Regions from separate parts of the Homo sapiens genome. Here region 2 is linked to region 1. Evidence: read pairs that join two places in POLR2A ChIA-PET (ENCODE). Cell type or tissue: Panc1. All regions are shown on one strand. Links, peaks and the distances in the headings refer to the core of each region. The heading gives the core; the rest is flanking DNA. Region 1 overlaps REXO1 (RNA exonuclease 1 homolog). Region 2 has its middle 4.8 kb from the start of MKNK2.

The links. Peaks named below come from ENCODE experiments on the same cell type or tissue, not always from the same donor. Only the 100,000 strongest peaks of a DNase experiment are listed, where the experiment ranks them.
Region 2: POLR2A ChIA-PET joins it to region 1 with 9 read pairs; 2 of 35 experiments call an interaction of 5 or more read pairs at or near these places.

Annotation. Positions count from the first base shown.
Region 1 is chr19:1,829,661-1,835,934 of GRCh38, forward strand. The region is part of intron 1 of REXO1 (RNA exonuclease 1 homolog); the gene reads right to left. Among named protein-coding and RNA genes, the nearest start is that of REXO1, 16 kb to the right of the region's middle. RefSeq lists a silencer at 1,447-1,647 and enhancers at 4,800-5,766, 5,767-6,274. In Panc1, for the core only: no CTCF peak of the experiment used is centred there; no DNase peak of the experiment used is centred there.
Region 2 is chr19:2,053,442-2,058,637 of GRCh38, forward strand. No RefSeq gene overlaps it. Among named protein-coding and RNA genes, the nearest start is that of MKNK2, 4.8 kb to the left of the region's middle. RefSeq lists silencers at 1-200, 2,570-2,739 and enhancers at 1,390-1,469, 4,911-5,196. In Panc1, for the core only: no CTCF peak of the experiment used is centred there; no DNase peak of the experiment used is centred there; H3K27ac peaks cover 3,045 bases.

The DNA.
Region 1 (6,274 bases), core at 1,077-5,076:
AGCCGGGCGTGGTGGCGCATGCCTGTAATCCCAGCTACTCAGGAGGCTGAGGCAGGAGAATCGCTTGAACCTGGGAGGCAGAGGTTTCGGTGAGCCGAGATCACACCATTGCACTCCAGCCTGCGCGACAAGAGTGAAACCCCGTCTCAACAAAAAAAAATTTGTAGAGGTGGAGTCTCACCATATTGGCCAGGCTGGCTTTGAACTCGTAGACTCAAGCAATCCTCCCACCTCAGCCTCCAAGATAGCTGGGACTATAGCCCAAGCTGCTGTGCCTGGCTTAAAGCACACGGCTGAAATGTCTTCCCGGGGGGCAGCTGGGAACATGAGACTCGCATGTTATTTACGTGGTTCCAGAACATAGTGTAGCAGACCCTCACAACCTCAATGCCACCAACGTCAGCACAGAAGTCAGAACCACAGAAGCCTCCCGTGGGGACAGGCCGAAGGAGTCTAAAGAAAACATGAGCAAGTGGAGCCCAGTATTCCAGCGAAGCAATAAAAACCAAGTTCAAATATTTACTCCAGAAACTTGGAAGTTGACCATTAGAAATTCTACTGAGCACGGCCAGGCACAGTGGCTCACGCCGATCATCTCAGCACTTTGGGAGGCTGAGGCGGGAGGATACTGCTTGAGCTCAGGAGTTTAAGACCAGCCTGGATGACACAGATCCCATCTCTTAAAAAAATACTTAAAAATAAGCTGAGCATGGTGATGCACACCTGTGCTCCTAGCTATGTGGGAGGCTAAAGTGGGAGAATCACTTGAGCCCAGGGGCTTGAGGCTGCAGCGAGCCAGGATTGTGCCTCTGCACTCTGGCCTGGACAACAAAACAAGACCCCAGCTCTTAAAAAAATAAAATAAAGTTCCACTGAATGTAATTCCGTAACATCTCTAAAGGTCTCTAAAGGTCAACAGGTCTGATCCTCTGGAGTTGGCAGGAAATGGCGCCAAAGACGTCTGCGTCCTAATTCCTGGAACCTGTAGATGGTATATCCCCTTAGATGGCAAATGGGGCTCTAGATGGGGTGAAATCTCCCTTGCCCGTCACTGAGGGGGCCATGGACAGGCCGAGATCTTGCAGAGCAGTTTCGCAACCATCCCATGCAGCTTCAACACCACCACCTTCAGACTCGGAATCCTCAGAACCCGTGCCACAGACAGACCGCACAGGGCAGGTACAGATGCGTCTGGTGCAGCCTTCACTGCAAAAACACAACAATAAATAACGCAGGAGATGACCTAGAAGCCGAAACGCAGGTCACCTGTGGTTAAGGGGGAGGCGTGCGCCCTGGAGGGACCTCCAAGTCACACTGCTATGGGGAAGAAGAGGGGCAAGGAATGTTGCACACTCTCACCTTTGAAAAGCAGCTCCACAAACCCAGTGAGATCAGATTCCAACAAAGGCGCACGGGCCCACACCAAGCCCGCAGTCCCATGGGGTACAGCAAATGCAATCTGGCCTTCATTTATGCTGCACCCAACACCAACTGCCCAAGAGGGACGTGAATGCTGACACACATCCCCGACAGGCTGATAAGGAGCTGTGACACCATGTAGCAAAAGGCAACAGCCCCATGGGAACCTGCCCGCACCAAGACGCCACTTGGCTCTGACTTGATTCTGACTGAACGTGCAGCTTGTCTGAAGGTCGGGCCTCAGGTGTGTTTCTTCCACTCAGAAAACCTGCCTGCCCTTCGGCCCACCTGGAGATCGACCCCCACAGCGTGCTAAGACTTCCGTGCAGAGAAATGGCTGGACGCAGCCAAGGGGAGGCAGGCACAAGACCTCCCACTGTGGGCGACGCAGAGAACAGCAACAGAACTGGAGGCTTCCCCTATGGCCCCCACCCACACCCCCTCAAGCCCCAGCAGGCATAAGAAAGAAATGGCTGGTTTCGGCCGGTTGTGGTGGCTCACACCTGTAATCCCAGCACTTTGGGAGGCTGAGGCGGGCGGATCACCTGAGGTCAGGAGTTCGAGACCAGCCTGACCAACAAGGAAAAACCCCATCTCTACTAAAAATACAAAAAAATTACCCAGCCGTGGTGACCCATGCCTGTAATCCCAGCTACTCGGGAGGCTGAGGCAAGAGAATCGCTTGAACCTGGGAGGCGGAAGTTGCAGTGAGCCAAGATTGAGCCATTGCACTCTATCCTGGGCAACAAGAGCAAAACTCCATCTCAAAAAAAAAAAAAAAAAAAAAAGAAAGAAAAAGAAAAAGAAAAAAAGAAATGGCTGGTTTCCCAAGCTGCTCCCCCGAGACACACCCACCAGCAGAACAAAAGCCTCCCCAGGTAAGTCCCCATCCTAATCCCTGGGACCTGTGGCCAGGCCACCTCACTCAGCCAATAGACTGCAGGTGCGACTTGAACAAAGGACCCTGAGGGTGGGTGAACATCTTGCATTATCCGGGAACCCAGTGTCCTCACAGGGTCCTTTAAAGAGGGAGGCAGGAGGGTGAGAGTCAGAGAGACTGGAAAAGGCTGTGCTGTGGGTTTGAAGGGGAGGAAGGCGCCCTGAGCCGAGGGATGCAGGTGCCTCCAGATGCTGGGAAAGGCGGGCACTGACTCTCCCCGGAAGCCTTCGGGAGGCCCAGTCCTGCCCACAGCTTGACTTGAGCCCAGCGAGGCTGACTTTGGACTTCCCAGCCCAGCGCTGAGAGAGAGTGTGCTGCTTTAAGGCCCACGGGGACGAATGCAGCCTCACCGGGTGATGAAAGTGCAGTGGAAAACAGCTGCCCGCTGCCTGTACCTGCGAAGGCGGAAGGCCCCTCCTGTTCCCGGGAACCCTGCAGGGACAGCGGGAGGCCGGGACCCGGAGGCTGCAGAGGAGGTGGGAGGAGGCCTGGTCACGGGCAGCTGCCGCCTTTCCCTTGAAATCACAGCAGTGTTGTGCCCATCTTTAAAATTACATTTAGGGACCAGGCACGGTGGCTCACGCCTGTCATCCCAGCACGGTGGCTCACGCCTGTCATCCCAGGCACGGTGGCTCACGCCTGTCATCCCAGCACTTTGGGAGACCAAGGCGGGCAGATCACCAGCTCAGGAGTTCAAGACCATCCTGGCCAACATGGTGAAACCCCATCTCTACTAAAAATACAAAATTAGCCAGGCATGGGGGCGTGCACCTGTAATCCCAGCTACTGAGGAGGCTGAGGCAGGAGAATCGCTTGAACCCAGGAGGCAGAGGTTGCAGTGAGCCAAGATCACACCACTACACTCCAGCCTGGCGACAGAGCAAGACTCTGTCTCAAAAAAAAAAAAAAAAAAAAAAATTACACTTAGTGCCAGGCTCAGTGGCTCACGCCTGTAATCCCAGCACTTTGGAAGGCCAAGATGAGCAGACTGCTTGAGTTCAAGACCAGCCTAGGCAACACGGCGAGACCCCGTCTCTACAAAAAAATACAAAAAATGAGCTGGGTGTGATGGTTGCATGCCTGTGGTCCCAGCTACTTGGAAGGCTGAGGTGGGAGGATCTCTTGAGCCTAAGAGGTCAAGGCTTCAATGAGCTGTGATCACACCACCGCATTCCAGCCTGGGCAACAGAGCAAGATCCTGTCTCTAAAACAAATAAAATTAAGTAGCATTTAGACAAGAGGAAGGATCCGTGTGTCTGTTTTGGACCACTCGGAACTCCGCGGGACTGTGTGGAGGGCCACGAGGTACGGGCAGGCAGGGGAACATCACACAGAAGCCACAGGTTCTTCTTTGCCTGTGCCAGGCTACAGCCAAGGCATTTCCAGGAAACGTCACCCCATGTGCCCAGCAGGCGCAGAGGGGCCCATTCTGGCACCATCTCACAGCCAAGGACCCTGGGAGTCAGCGAGGGCACCCAACTAGGATCAGCAACTGTGGCTGCCAGTTCCTCTGTGCGGGGAGGGACAGCTGCCAGGCCAGGAGGATGCTCCCGGCAGGGAAACGGCCGGCTGGGGCTGGGTGTCAGCCCCCACCCAGGGGGAGGGCTGCGGAGGCCAGCAGCAGCTCAAGGGCGCCCTCCCGGCCCACTTCACTGGGGGAGGCTCCGGCTCCTCCCTGACCCAGCCGGCTGCAGAGCACGCCACCCTGCCACCCGCCTGGTGAACAGGGCAACTAGTGCCAGCCCTCCCCCAGCCCCGGAAGCCCGGCTGCCCAGTGACGTGGAGGGGCCAGGCCAAGGCCACTGTGGCGTGAGCTGCAGAGATTCATGAAGGGGAGGTGACAGAGCACAATTACTGAGGAGGAGCAAGGCCAGGTCAGGGAGACACTGGTCTCCCCTCCCAAGGCTCCAGCTAACGGGGATGCAGAGAGGAGGAAGAGCCCGCCTAACGGGAAGGCTCTCCTCCCCAGGCAGGGGTGGGCAGCAGTGAGACTGGGCCCCAGGAGGGCAGGCGGGGGTGGAGGGGACTGAGGCATCTCTAAGGGGCTAAGGATAAGGGACTCCACTCAGGGGCTTCCACCTCCTTGTCCTGGACCCCAGGGCTCTAAGACACAGCCTGCAAGATCAACCCAGCCCAGGGGAGCCAAGAGTCACAGGCAATACACACACCAGCCAGCAGACACCCGCGAGCCCTTCCCAAAGGAAGGAAATTCAGACCTCTGGACATTGTGGACTCTGAAAGGAGAGACCATTTCCCCAAAAGGTGCTTTTGGAAGGTCTTGGAAGGAATAGCACCTGCCTCCCAGGAGTGGAGCCAGGCCCCCAAGCAGAGCGCAGGACAGGTGATAAGGGTCCAATCTGGGGGACGTGGGCTTGTCTTTCTAACTGGAAGCCTGTGTGAGTACTTGTTTTGTTGTTTTGTGGAGACAGGCATTGCCCAGGCTGGAGTGCAGTGGTACCATGATGGCTCGCTGAAGCTTTGCCTCCCCGGCTCCAGCGATCCTCCCGCCTCAGCCTCGCAAGTAGCTGGGACCACCTGCGTGCACCACCACATCCAGCTAATTCTTTTCTTTTTTTGGTAGAGACGGGGGTCTCGCTGTAATTGCCCAGGCTGGTCTCAAACTTCTAAGCTCAAGCGGTCTTCTCGCCTCGGCCTCCCAAAGCACTGCTTGTCTTTTAAGGGCTGTGAAACCTGCCCCAGCCTTTAGCCAACAGATGGGAAAGAGCAGGGGCACCTGGAGGCCGGAGGGCACACTCTGCAGAGGGGGTTTCAGCATTTTCACTCCCGGGTGGAGGCTGCTACCACCTCCACAAAGACTGCACCAAAAAGAAAGCAGGCATGCTAGGCGGGTCCGAGAAGACTGAGATCAGGATCTGCACCACGGCCTCTCCTCCCTGTGGTCACTGGGCTCCCCCACCCTGCAGCCTGTGACCCACTGGTGCTGGAAGGCAGCATCCTGGCCTGGGCGCTCCAGCCAGGTCTGGAAGTTTCACACAGGAAGTTGCCTGGGGCTCGGCCATGGCTGCCTGCAGCTCAGAACAGGGGGTACGGCGTGCTGAGCCCCTGAAAGGTCACCTGAAGCTGGTACACACCACTGCCTCCCTGGACCTCCCTGTCCCACCATGCCTCAGAGGGTTGGATCTGGGTACCTGTCAGGACTGGAAAGGCCCCAGGGTGGCATGTGCATGCTGCTAGGTGCCCTGGGAGCCCACCCAGGGGGTCACATCTAAAGGCCGAGTTTGGGCCAGGCGTGGTGGCTCACACTTGTAATGCTAGCACTTTGGGAGGCGGAGGCGGGAGGATCACCGAGGTCAGGAGTTCGAAACCAGCCTGGCCAACATGGTGAAACTCCACCTCTACTAAAAAATACAAAAAAAAATTAGCCAGGCCTGGTGGCAGGCGCCTGTAATCCCAGCTAGTCGGGAAGCTGAGGCAGGAGAATCACCTAAACCTGGGAAGTGGAGGTTGCAGTGAGCCGAGAACGCACCACTGCACTCCAACCTGGGCGACAGAGCTATACATGCATACACACATACATACATACATACACACACACATACATAAATGAATGCCGACTCTGGAAGTAGGAGGGGCCCGTCCAGGCCCCGTCCCACGGCTGGGAATTACTTTGGATAGGAGCAGGTGGGCTCCTTCCTGGATGTGGCCCAGGTCAGTCTGTTTCTGGGAAACATGGTGAATTGGCTGACAGGAAAAGCCTACCTCCAGAGGCCTGGGAGCTGCCCCTTCCTCCCTGCTTCACCCCAAGGCCAGGACTGGGAGGTACCACCCAGCCCCAGTGGTCCTGAGAGGCCACAACGCCTGGCTGGCTATCTTCCCCAGCCTCTCCAGCCAGGGCTCAGCCCAGGGCAACGCAGCCCAGCCTTGTCCCGGCCTAGGAGAGAGCCCACTCCCTAC
Region 2 (5,196 bases), core at 40-4,039, 220 kb after region 1:
TCCCACCTTGGCTTTTCAAAGTGCTGGAATTACAGATATGAGCCACTGAGCCTGCTGTCTCCTCTTTTTATTTTTTATTTTTTTTTGAGATGGAGTTTCCTCTTGTTCCCCAGGCTGGAGTGCAACGGCACGATCTCGGCTCATCACAACCTCTGCCTCCCAGGTTCAAGCAATTCTCCTGCCTCAGCCTCCCAAATAGCTGGGACTACAGGTACGCGCCACCACGCCCAGCTAACTTCTTTGTGTGTATTTTTAGTAGAGACAGGGTTTCACCATGTTGGCCAGGCTAGTCTTGAACTCCTGACCTCAGGTGATTCGCCCACCTGGGCCTCCCAAAGTGCCGGGATTACAGGCGTGAGCCACCGCGCCCGGTCTCCTCTTCTTCTAAGGACGCCAGTCATTGGCTTAGGGCCCACTCAGTGTGATCTCATCTTAACTTGGTTCCATCTGCAAAGACCCTATTTTCAAATAGTTTCTCGTTCACAGGTACCAGGGTTAGGACATGGATGGGTTTTTCCGGGAGACTCAGCTCAGTCCACAGAGTAAGTGGGACCATTTCGTGGTATGCGGCTGTGGCACACTGTCCTTGGTGCAGGTGTGGGGCTGTGTCCATCTTTCAGTGTGGACCGACATGGGTTCAACATTCACCCTGACCATGAGGAGCAGACCTGAACCAAGGCTCAGCCCATGCCTGGGCTCTGTGTCCAGCCAAGCTCAGGCACCAGACAGGAAAGGCTGATCTGGGAGCCAGGCCAGAGGGGCAGGTCTGTTCCCGGCACCATAGCCAGGCCCTGCCCCAGGTCCTGTCCTCTCCCACAGCCCCAGCAGGTGGGAGCCATCAAGAGCCTCATGCGGGCCGGGCGCGGTGCCACACGTCTATAATCCCAGCACTATGGGAGGCCGAGGCGGGCCAATCACAAGGTCAGGAGTTCGAGATCAGTCTGACCAACATGGTGAAACCCCGTCTCTACTAAAAATACAAAAAAAATGGCCGGGCGCGGTGGCTCTCGCCTGTAATCCCAGCACTTTGGGAGGCCGAGGCAGGCGGATCACGAGGTCAGGAGATCGAGACCATCCTGGCTAACACGGTGAAACCCCGTCTCTACTAAAAATACAAAAATCAGCCGGGCGTGGTGGCGGGCGCCTATAGTCCCAGCTACTCGGGAGGCTGAGGCAGGAGACTGGCATGAACCCGGGAGGCAGAGCTTTCAGTGAACTGAGATCGCGCCACTGCACTCCAGCCTGGGCAACAGAGCGAGACTCCGTCTCAACAAAAAAAAAGAAACTCGCGCAGCAATTGGGAAAACTGAGGAAGCTCAGAGACAGGCAGATGACCCCTGGCTCTAGGGATGCTCCACCGGGGGTTCCTCCCCATCGCCCTGTGGACGTTCAAGGCTCAGTCATCCTCTGGGGTGGGGCCGCCCTGGGCACTGCAGGGAGCTGAGCAGCGTCCCTGGCCTCCACCCACTCCCTGCCAGCACTCAGCCGGTCACCTGGCTTCCTCTCCTCCTCCTCCTATTACCCCAGGGTGGAGCCCAGAAGACACCCAGATGGCTCTCAGAGGGACACAGGGAGCCTGGTGCCCTGTGCCCTGGTCCCAGCTGATCTGTTCCCCAACAAGCCCTTCGTTTCTTTCTGGGGGCGTCTTTTGGGATGCAGATCCTGGAAGGGGCATGGCCAAGGGAACTTCCTAGGTGAAAGGGATTCTGCAGGCAGGACTGAGTTAGAATTTTTTTTTTTTTTTTTTTTTTGAGAGGAAGTCTCGCTCTGTCGCCTAGGCTGGAGTGCAGTGGTGCGATCTCGGCTCACTGCAACCTCTGCCTCCTGGGTTCAAGCGATTCTCCTGCCTCAGCCTCCTGAGTAGCTGGGACTACAGGCACGTGCCACCACGCCTGGCTAATTTTTGTATTTTTCGTAGAGACGGGGTTTCACCATCTTGGCCAGGCGGGTCTCGAACTCCTGACCTTGTGATCCACCCGCCTCGGCCTCCCAAAGTGCTGGGATTACAGGCACGAGCCACCGCGCCTGACTGAGTTAGAATTTTGAGACTGTTGTCTCCCCTTAGTCGTGACAACCACAGATATCCCCACGTGTTGCCCAGTGTCCCCTGGGGACAGGATCTCCCCTGGGGTGAGACCCCCTGGTTTAGGGGATTTCACGGACCCTCCCAAGAAACTCTGCATCCCGTGATGCTCTGACCTGGTGAGGTCCTGGGAGGCTGCACACATTGAAGTCCACACCCTGAGCAGGGAGAGAGAAAGGAGGTGAATCCCAGCAGTGGGGTTCCCCCTGGTTTACGCTGTCTGCCCCATGGGGCGTTTATCCGATGTCTGGTGTGAGCAGGGAGAAAACTCAATATTTTCCAAATAATCGACAAGGGGTTTGTCAGCCTCAACAGTGTGGACGTTTGGGCGGGATTGTTCTGTGTGCTAGGGGCTATGCCAACAGGGATGGGGCCTTGGCACCCTCTCCTCTCCTTTCCTCCCCAACAGAGGCAGAATCCTCTCTAGCCGACCTTCTCCCTAGACCAGCCCTGGACAGGCAGACAGGCCCAGGCTGGGGGCGCGGGATGGCCAGTGGCCTCCGGAGAAGGGGAGGGTCGCCCACCTGCCTGTGTGGGCCGTGCCTGGCCCTGCCCTGCTGTGGGCCGTGCCTGGCCCTGCCCTGCTTTGGGCCGTGCCAGCCCCTGGGGGCGCTACCAGGCTGGCCACCCCTGCCAGCCTCGCCCCCTGCCCCCACCTCCACCCCCAGCTGGAGCCCTGGGAGGGAGACCCCCACCTGCCTTGGTGGGGGAAAAAGCCTGCCTGGTGGGAGGCAGGAAGCCTGGTCCGTGCCCCGGGTGACCGTCTCCTTGATCCTCCTGCAGTGTGGTCTGGGCTGGGGCAGTGAGGGTGGGCACTAGCCGGCCCGGACGTGGGTGGGTGGGACAGGCAGGGCCTGGGGCCAGGACCGCAGGTCCATGACCCCAGTGCTGGTCAGCCAGCCTGGGAGGGAGCTCAGGGTTGCCCTGGGGGAGCACCAGAGTGAAGAGGAGGGCCTGGGAGACGCTAGCCCCAGAAGGAGGACAAACAGGAAATGAGGTGTGGCTGCGGACAGGAATCAGCATCAGCTGGAGCCGATCTCTGGCTCCTCTCCTCCCCTTCCTCCCTCCTTCCCTCGTCCCCTTCTCTCCTTCCTCCTCCCCTCCTTTCCTCCCCTCTCGGTCCTTCTCTCCCTCCTCCCCTCCTCATCCTTCCTCCTCTCCTCCCTTCCACCCCTTCTCTCCTCTCCTCCCCTCCTCTCCTCCCCTCCCCTCCCTCCCCTCTCCTCCTCCCCCCTCCTCCTCCCCCCTTCTTCCTCCCCTCCCTTCCTGCCCTCCTCCCTTCTTCTTCCTCCCCTCCCCTCCTCCCCTTCCCCCTCCTCTCTCCTTCCCTCCCACTGCAGTTCAACCCCTGCCCCACCTCCAGCACCCAGCACCCAGCACCCGGCTGCACCACTACCAAATCCATAGCTGAAAAATGCCCAATGCCCCCAGACACAAGGACAGAGACCCCCACTCCGCCAACGCACTGACATCCCTCCCACTCTCCAGTGGGCTCCCCCTGCTGCGTTCCTGGCATGGCCACCACCCTGTACCGCACTGTCTTGCCTGGCCCTGGGGTGGCTTGGAATGGCTTCCAGATAACCTGGGACCTGGCCAGGGTGGGTGGTGGGGGGCAGCATCTCCAGCAGGTGGCTTCTTTTTTTTTTATTTTTATTTTTTGAGACAGAGTTTTGCTCTTGTCGCCCAGGCTAGAGTGCAATGTCACCATTTCGGCTCACCATAACCTCTGCCTCCCGGGCTCAAGCGATTCTCCTGCCTCAGCCTCCCAAGTAGCTGGGATTACAGGCACACACCATCAACCTGGCTAATTTTTGTATTTTTACTAGAGACGGGGTTTCTCCATGTTGGTCAGGCTGGTCTTGAACTCCCGACCTCAGGTGATCCGCCTGCCTCAGCCTCCCAGAGTGCTGGGATTACAGGCGTGAGCCACTGCGCCTAGCCTAGCAGGTGGCTTCTTTCTCTCTCCTAACCCCCCGGGTCCCCCACCCTGGAGCCCTCACCAGGCCTAACTTGGGGTTTGGCCGTGGCTTCCTCTTCCGGGAGGTCACGGCAGGGCCCAGCCAAGGCCCTGGGGCCAAGGTGAACCCGATCCTGGCTGGGAGGTGCTGCGGCTCCTTTAAGGAGGGGTCAGGACCTGCCCTGGACCCTGTGGGCCCCCCCAACCCAAGCTAGGCCTGGTGGCTTCTCCCAGGGCACCCCAGCCCCTCCTCACCTAGTCACCAGCTAGCCTCATTATCTGGGACAGGTGAGAGTTGACCCCAGCCCAGAACCTGCTTTGGGTGCACTTGGAGCAGGCCAGGCCCAGGGAGGTGCTGATGGAATGGAGCCAGAACTGGCCACACAGGTGGGTGACTGACCTGAGGGTGTGGTGGGTCGGGGGATGTGCTCCAGGACTCACCTGTGGCTGAGCTGTCTCTGCCCAATTTCTGGCTTTGACCCCGACGTACAGCCCCCATGGACACCCAGTGAGCACCCAGTGACCCGCACTGGAGATCCCAGCTGTCTGGGCCATGCTGGCCCCATGCCCCTCTCCTATAGGAGACCCCCAGTAAACCTAGCTTCTTCTCTGGCTGACCCGCCACTGGTCCCACCTCCCTCAACCTCCCAGGGCCCTGGCAGAGTGGCCTGGAGCACACAGAAGGTTCAGGGATGAGCTCGAGTTCCCTGCAGGCCGGCCCTGGGGTGACCCAGACCCCTGCGCCACCTCCCGCCCTCACGGCTACTTCCTAGGGTCCCACAGCCACTGGGTGGCACGGCCTTCCCTCCAGGACAGGGACAGACTCCTGCTTACTTCCTGGGACAACAGACGCCTTGTGACAGTGGAGGCCGCACCACCCACCCCACCATGAGACTCCAGCGGTGGAGGCCCAAAGGCTCAGCCTGCCCCGGGTCCTGCAGCTCCCTGGAGGCGACCTGTCCTGCCCCTGGTCTCGGAGCAGGCTTGGCCGGCCTCTGCCCAAAGGTGCACAGCCCCCGCTTCCTTGGGGGCAACCTGTCTGCCTCCTGCCAGCCTTTGAGCGCTTCCTCAATCTGTAGAGTGATTCTTTTTGCTTTTTTTCTTTAGTTCTGCAGAATGCAGGGCGATTTTCAGCCTGTGTGGCATGTAGGGTGTC